2 separate regions of the Mus musculus genome follow, and region 2 is linked to region 1. The links are chromatin contacts, found by POLR2A ChIA-PET in ENCODE. All regions are on one chromosome and are shown on one strand. Each heading gives the region's core, a stretch centred on a gene start or an enhancer-like site at or near the end of the contact. The rest is flanking DNA. Distances are from core to core; before and after follow the strand shown.

What was found. ChIA-PET counts read pairs that join two places held with the same protein, here RNA polymerase II (POLR2A).
Region 2: POLR2A ChIA-PET joins it to region 1 with 15 read pairs in embryonic stem cell. The contact joins the enhancer-like site here to the promoter of Rpl27a in region 1. POLR2A ChIA-PET finds 5 or more read pairs at or near these places in 4 of 5 experiments (Patski and embryonic stem cell).

What each region holds. Positions count from the first base shown.
Region 1 is chr7:109,517,320-109,521,269 of GRCm38, forward strand. It overlaps Rpl27a (ribosomal protein L27A), which reads left to right and starts at 1,876. Exons shown (of 5, transcript NM_011975.3): 1 at 1,876-1,903; 2 at 2,266-2,329; 3 at 2,599-2,674; 4 at 3,149-3,323. The coding sequence starts at 1,901. Snora3 (small nucleolar RNA, H/ACA box 3) reads left to right here and starts at 2,813; the gene lies at 2,813-2,932.
Region 2 is chr7:109,586,711-109,590,583 of GRCm38, forward strand. The region is part of intron 1 of Denn2b (DENN domain containing 2B); the gene reads right to left. Among named protein-coding and RNA genes, the nearest start is that of Denn2b, 28 kb to the right of the region's middle. Within about 2 kb of position 1,446, at least 1 of the 3 ENCODE cell types and tissues checked has a DNase peak (open chromatin) inside an H3K27ac peak, as active enhancers do.

The DNA of each region.
Region 1 (3,950 bases), core at 626-3,125:
TGGGACAGCAGCAGATCTCTTCTTAAATTTTGATCCCAACTCTCAAACCTCTCTTTCTGCTAGACTTAGGCAGTATATGATTAATGCCTGTGAGATGAAGGAGAGATGAAGATCAGAGTATTGTGAGGTCAAAAGGGAGTGGTCACTGAGACTAAAAACGGGGAATCTGGAGAGGGAAGGGGAAGGCTAGGTCCAGGCTCTGTACCCTACCAACTTTATAACCTAGGACAAGTCACCCAGTTCTGTGTCTTTTGTCTCATGAAAAAATGAAGCTAGATTTTGTAAAGTTCAAGGCGCTCTGAGGATGTTGGGGGTCTTACCATTGTGGCCTGGAGTGCTATTGGAAGTAGTAGAATACTAAGGTAGTTCCTCTATTCTTTAGAGTTCAGAAAGAGTTGGTCATGAGGGTACATGCTTAAAATCTCAGAACATGGGAAGCTAAGACTGGAGGATCAAAAGGTTAAGGTTAGGGAAATCAAGAGTGGTACTGGGATACTAGCAGTGAAGGCATGGGTAGTTCTAATATTTGTCCTTATAACAGAAAATGGTAGTCCTCAGCCCTCAAAGAAAGCTCTCTTTGCAACAGGCAGAAAGAAACTGATATAGAAAGCTATAACCAATCAAAATGCAGAGGTGTGAAGTCCAGTCCCACTGGATAAATCTGTAAAACAACCCCTCCACCTAAGGCGAGGGAAAGACTGTAAGAGCCAGAGATCAGAGGCTTTACTGTGAAATTGTGTGTCCTAGGAGTGTAAGAAGCCACACCCATAGTATCACCAACAGGACTGCCTGAATAGGAGCTGAACAAGGACAGCCATAGATATGCTATTACAGCCCACACGAGAAAGTTCGAGACCATCATGCCTAGCCAATCGATTAGGAGTGTAACTCCAGCAGTCAGGAGGTACAAGGCCAGCCTTGGCTTCAGAGTAAGACCCTGTCTCAAAACAAATACAAGATCTTGAGGAAATGGTGTGGCTAAAGTCAAACTGCCCAGATTGTAATGGACTAAACACCGAGCAAGAAGCTAGCAGACAGACAGGATTTGCCCACTCTGCTTTCTGAGAGTTTTGACTAGAATATTCTTTAGTTTAACGGATCAAGTAAGAAACAATAAAACAGATTAAGGGGTTAGAATCTTGTGCACAAGTGTACCACTTTTGTTAGCAAGCAGGCTACACGCCAGGAACTCATGGATTTAAAAGGAAAACAAGCAAAATTGCCCAGTCCTGAACCCTTAGAGAATCTGGGCTCTATCGGGAAGAAAAATGTAACTTGGCAATTAGAAGTTACAAGTGTGATAGTTCGAGTAAACAAGTAACAAAACAGGTCCAAGAAGGTCGACACGGAAAATACTTGTATGAGGAGCACGCTGGGCTGGGAACCTCGGGTCCAGGGGAGTAAAAGCATACCAGCCAGAGTCTGGAGAAAATTCAAATGTGATGTTTATACAAAATAGTTACAGAATCTAGATCCCTGAAGCACAGAAGGCTGTTCAAATTTGGCAGGACATGAAGAGAGGACCAGAGCAAAAGAGAAGGGCAGTGTCCCTTTAAGGGACGTCAGAGGCCCTGCGGAAGTCTTGCCGATGCTCTGAGCCACCGCCATTGCTGCCCGGAGACAAAAACCAACCGCACCAGAAAAGAACAGTGCACTCCGACGATGACCGGCCGCAGCGGCGCTCGACTAGGGAGGAGCTACCGGGGCTTCCGGGGGCGGGCGCCACCGGTTCACCCCGCCCATCCACACGGAAAGGAAGAGGCGGGCGCCGGGAGCCGTGACGTCAGGAGCCCTTCCCGAAGCCGGCCTCCTGGCCGGAAATGAAGCATTGGTCCCGCCCCCGCGCCTGCTACCTCGCGAGACTTCGTGAGCTCCTCCCTTTTCCCTTTCTGCCACCGCCATGGTAGGTCTTCTCTTGGCCTCCGCTCCATCGCGGAGGGTCGGGGCTCTGCTTCCCAGCCTTTCAGCTGCTTGCTATGGTCCTAGTGGGTCTCCATGGCTGGGCGTAGCCTGCGGGGCGGGATGACCCACTCGGGTGTGGGGCGAGGAACGTGGGGCCGCGTGTTCCGACCAGAGCTGGGATCGCGTGGACGTGCGGGCCCGGGCGGCTGAGCACGCTCTGAGTCCCGGCCTCGGCTTAGCCGGTGCTCCAGAAGGCAAGTCCTCGTGTGCAGGCCTGATCCGGGCAGGCAGGCATTGCTGCCCTCTCCCCGGTCTCCCCATCCTCTAAGCAGGCCTAACCACTTTGCTGTTTTTCCCACGCAGCCATCCAGACTGAGGAAGACCCGGAAACTCCGGGGCCACGTGAGCCACGGCCACGGCCGCATCGGTAAGTGTGCGCCTCCTCGGCGTTTGGCCTTTGGAGTTTTGTTGGAAAGTAGACATCCGTGGGTGGAAGGAAACACTTGCAGTTCCCCTACTTTATGTTGGTAGCGGGGTGAGAGTTAAACACATGCCGCTGGGATGTGAAATGCCGTAAATGTTCCTTCTATCCCCGAGTCTTGATAAATCGGGCTTAGAAACGGATGGTAAACTGAGAGCAGGAATAAGGGCATGTGAGCAGCTATAAGTCACACAAGTTGCTTTGTGTGCCGACAGGTAAGCACCGCAAGCACCCAGGCGGCCGCGGGAATGCTGGAGGCATGCACCACCACAGGATCAACTTTGACAAATAGTGAGTGTTTTGGAAGTGGGGGCTGAAGGGGTGAGTTAGGACGGTGTCTCCCTGGAAACGGGCTTCTTACCATTTGGTATGGCTAGCTTTAGCAAGTAAACGCTGCACTTGAACTGAGGGGACCTGTCCGAGGCTAGAGTCACGCTCAGGTATTGCTTGTTGCCTTAGTGTGCTTAAGTCCTCGAAGAATAACTGCTGACCTTATTCACTGGCTGTGTGGACTTTCTGGCACAGTCAGTCACCAGGTTAGTGACATATGTCAAGTTAACCCATTCAAAGTTACGTTGCACCCTATTTAGGGAATCCTTTAAGGAGTGGGGGTGCTACTGAGTGACCTGACTTTTAGTTCAAAAATTGTATCTGGTGCCTGCTGTGTCAATGTTTACAGTAGTGAACACTTACACTCACTAGGAGACAACTACAAAGATAAGTTTTCTCAGTGAGGCTCTGAAGATGGTTGCCTTCCCTCCCCAGTCACCCAGGTTACTTTGGGAAAGTTGGTATGCGGCATTACCACTTGAAGAGGAACCAGAGCTTCTGCCCAACAGTCAACCTGGATAAACTGTGGACATTGGTCAGCGAGCAGACACGGGTCAATGCGGCAAAAAACAAGACTGGAGTTGCTCCCATCATTGATGTTGTTCGATCAGTGAGTGAACTGACTTGCCATTCGTTTTAAAAGATTTTATGTATATGAGAACACTCTTCAGAGAAAAACAACAGAAAAGGGCATCGGATCCCATTATGTATGGATGGTTGTGAGCTACCATGTGGTTGCTGGGAATTGAACACAGGCTCTCTGGAAGTCCAGTCAGTACTTAGAGCTGAGCCATCTCTCCAGCAGCCTGCCTTGTCACTCTTAATGGGACCTTTAATACACGGTCTTATTTGAAAGCCAAACCTATATATACATTTGGCCATTACCTATTAGAAAATTTTAGTAGAATTGTTGCAGGTGATTGAATTGGTCACATGCTAATAACTCTTCCTCTGCTTGGTTCCCACTTGTTTCCATTTCTAACAGGTTTGCTTTTTGAGGTATATAGTTGGTCCAGAATGGTCTTAAGGCACATCCTGGCTTTTTTTTTTTTTTTTGCAGGTTAAAGTGTTCATTATTTAAGGCCCTATATTGTTAAAAGTACCCCCATCCCCCCCCCCCCCAAAAAAAAAACCACACCAGCCTAAGTGCAGAGACCCAAACCACAGGGAGGCTTTCATGGGCCCATCATTCCTAACCTACTATATTTAGTAGGGTGTAACTGGTCAGGAGTGGGGG
Region 2 (3,873 bases), core at 196-2,695, 69 kb after region 1:
GCAGAAAAGAACTGAAAAGATCCTCCAGCCTGAGGGGAGAGGAGAGAGCTGAGGGTGGAACTCACCAGTACTTATCAGTTATTATGTTACCACATAATCCATCAGTACGGATATAACAAACTCCATAGAGCCCCTATGACATCATATATCAGTCATATATCATAATATATGCCTGACATAATATATCATGCCTATATAATAGAAGACCCTCCACAGAACCCCTGACCATGAGAATTCAAAAAGCTTTGGTTTGGTAAACAGATTACAGTACTGGAGGGCAACTCAAGGGGAAATTGACTTAACAAGTCCCTCACCCCCAGTAATCCTGCCCTGTGCAGGTCTTTTGATTGAACATTCCTGAGCTGTGCGCTTAATAATAAACTGGTAAGAAGTAAGTACACTTGGAAAGGACCAGAGTAGGCACAGGATACATCAAGACCAAGTTCTCATCACAAAAGAGATTTCTTTGTCCCAGAGGGACAGAGGGCAAGGAGGAGTAAGAGACAAAGATGGGAGGCAGAGGACGAGGGAGGAAGAAGGGAAAAGCAACGGGGGGGGGGGTAGGCTATCTGCCCCAGAGGGACAAAGGACTACTTCTGGACAGAGAGGAGATAGATGTGGCCCATAGGCAAATGGTAGTTTAGGGAAAGGAAGATGAGGCTGAAACTTCAACCTCCATAGTCTTTCTGTTCATTGGTCCACTGATCACCTCATTAGCATAATAAACTAAGGTGATGCTGAAAGGGCCTATCACTACCACCACCACCACCACCACCCTGCTGTCACTTGGATGTATCTTTGAAAAAATTACCAGGAATTCTCTGTCAGGAATCAGGAAGAAAACCAATTCTAAGTTTTCCCTGTTAGGATGAATGGGTTTGCTTTGATAGGGCATGTTAATTAGGGCAGTCAAAAGAGGGGCTTTGATTCCTGGACTTCAATACTTTGATAGCTAGACCTTGGTAGTCAGCATCAGGAGAAGGAAGTGAATAAGGGAATAGTCTTTGGTGGCTAGCTGTAGGGGTGTAATCATCAGTTAAGCAAGAAGGAGGGGATAGGAGAGAGTAAGACTTGCCAGAGTCATGTTTGTCATGCTCTGGTCTACCAGAGCCCTTCACTTTTTCTAAATTCTGCCTGTGAGCCATTCCAGCAAATTATCAAACCCGTGGGAGAGGGGTGTGAGAGGAAGCCCTCAAAATGTCCAGAAATATGGGTGACTGAGACTAGTGAGTTGAGGCAGTCATAAGAGACTAAGCCCTTAAACTGTATGTAGGGTTTATACTAACTCCAAGCAGTCAGTGTCAAAATGAAACTGGATTACAGACTTCTAAGTTGGAGTCCAGAGCTACAGACCTGGCTGCTGTGGGTTGGGTGCTGTGGGATGAGGGAGCACGGTATGTCTGGTGCCACAAGGGTGTGAGCAGAAACAGACCATAGTGGTAGGAAACAGAGAAAGTGGGGGTTGGGAGGGCAGAGGTGGGAGATGAGCCGCAGGAAGGTGGGCTGGTAGGTGATAACAGACATTTCTGTTTCCAGAGCTTCCTGTCAGCCACTGGCACAGAAGCTGTAAGCATCTCCTTACTTGCCCTTTCTGAGCTCAAGTTGCCTCGGGTAGCAGACAGCTGGGACAACGCACCTCAAGCCTCCCTTCCCCGGGCTGAGTGGCTACTTCATTTCCTGGGTAAGCTCATAGTGTACGATCCTGAATCCAATCCTCACCCCACCCCACCCCACCAAGACTTGCTTGTCCCTCTCTCATCTGGCCTTCTCCGAGCTCTGTGTGTTTAGTGCCAGTGCCTTTACACACATCTAGTTTCACGTCTCGAGTAAAATATAATTTCATAGGAATGCAACTGTGGAATGATCTCACTGAAAAAGCACATCTAGCCCCCTCACACCCACACTCAGGCCAGCCCACTCACACCCACACTCAGGCCAGCCCCTCACACCCACACTCAGGCCAGCCCACTCACACCCACACTCAGGCCAGCCCACTCACACCCACACTCAGGCCAGCCCCTCACACCCACACTCAGGCCAGCCCCTCACACCCACACTCAGGCCAGCCCCTCACACCCACACTCAGGCCAGCCCACTCACACCCACACTCAGGCCAGCCCACTCACACCCACACTCAGGCCAGCCCACTCACACCCACAGCTAAGACGTCTGCAGACCCCTTTCCCTTAAATGGAGAATATGCCTGGGCCCCAAGCAAAGCACAGAAGCTGCCATACACATCACTACTGCCCACTGTCTGCTTTCCACTGAGTAGCGACCACCTTGGACTACCCTGGCACCATACAAGGTCAGACTCGAGGCATCAAGCAAATAGGTTTCATCATATCACCCAGATGTTCCCTCCAAGGCGCTGACTCCAAGTCAGCTAACATCAGCTAAAAACATGAGGACTGACTTGAAAGAACCCTTCCAGATAACACAGAGCAAAGGCCAGACAGCGGAAGACCCTCCCAACCATGACTGCCTTCCCCAGCTTCCGGGAGCTCAGCTACCAGCTGGCCCCACTGAGGAGACGCAGAAAATACGATTCTGAATCTAGAAGGCAAAGCTGTGTCCAGCCCAGTTCAGCTGAGACAGACTGGATCCTAGGGGGAAAAAAAAATACTATAACCTAGTGGACTCTCAAGAACTGTAGCTCAAAAACCACCAGGCTGGAAAAAAATGTCCTCACTCCAAATCTGCTTCCCCACTCCCTCAGAAATAGGCCAGAAAAAGAGAGAGGAAAATATTAATGGTTTCCAGGATCTATGGGAACTTTTAGTGCCCTCTCTGCAACTTTTCTATAAATCTGAAACTACTCTAAAATTAAAAGCTTACTTAAAATAATAGCTTGTTGTGGATTCCTCTACAAGGAATAACGGGGAAAGAGTAGTCTTGAGTAATTCCAAGTAGTTAATGAAATCTGGATATAAAACTCCTCCAAGTGCTACAAAGCTTTGATGCAAGGCTACCCTAAGTGACACTCTCCTCATCTATAAGGAGGAGGCAGTACAGGTACAAAGGGTTTGTGTATGGGTTGGGTGACACTGCTGCACGGGAAGCCCTTCCCACTAGGACAGTACTTTTTTGGTGTGCAGCAGTAGTTTTCAGTCGGTCAGCCTTCTCTCTGACTTCTGGAGGACAGACAGCAAGGGGGTCTCCTCATTTCACACCTCGGCTCTTCCAGTCTTCAAGCCTCAAGCCTGCATGACTCTTTGATCCCAAAGCTTTCCCCCAAGAAGGCTGAGAGGTTGCTTCAGCAAGTTCCAACTGGAACTTAGCTGACTGCTTCTCCCCCTGCACGAGGACCCTATACCTGTCACTAGTGATCACTTCCCTTGCCTTCCCTCCTGCACTAGGCCCCTGTATCTCTGTCACTAGTGATCACTTCCCTTGGGCCCACAGGAAACAATCAAAAGACAACCAGAGGTAAACAGAGCTGCCCGTCTGCCAGAGGGGAAAGCGTGCTCTCAGAGCCCCACAAAACTTCTTCACCCTTGGTAGCACCACTACCTCCCATATCCCTGCCTGCACCTTTCTCCTGGTATCTTGGGCCAGGATGAGGTCAAGCTGATGGGCACAGCAAGTTCCCCAAAGTACAAAAATGTTCTCTCAGGTGTTTCTAGTACCAGACACAAAGCAAGCCTCTCACAATCTCTGTAGCTAGACTCATGTTTCTACTGTCTCTGTCACTATGGTTGGGGGTTCCACGCGTCCCCAGGGAGGCCAATGCAGAACATGGGAACCACATTCTGGTTTCATAAACAGATAGGCTGGAGGCCAAGGAAAGAGTCAGGTGGAGAAAAGTAAATGCTTTGCTGTTATGTTGATCTCTTAAAAAAAAAAAAAATCACTCACAAGGATGTCAGATAC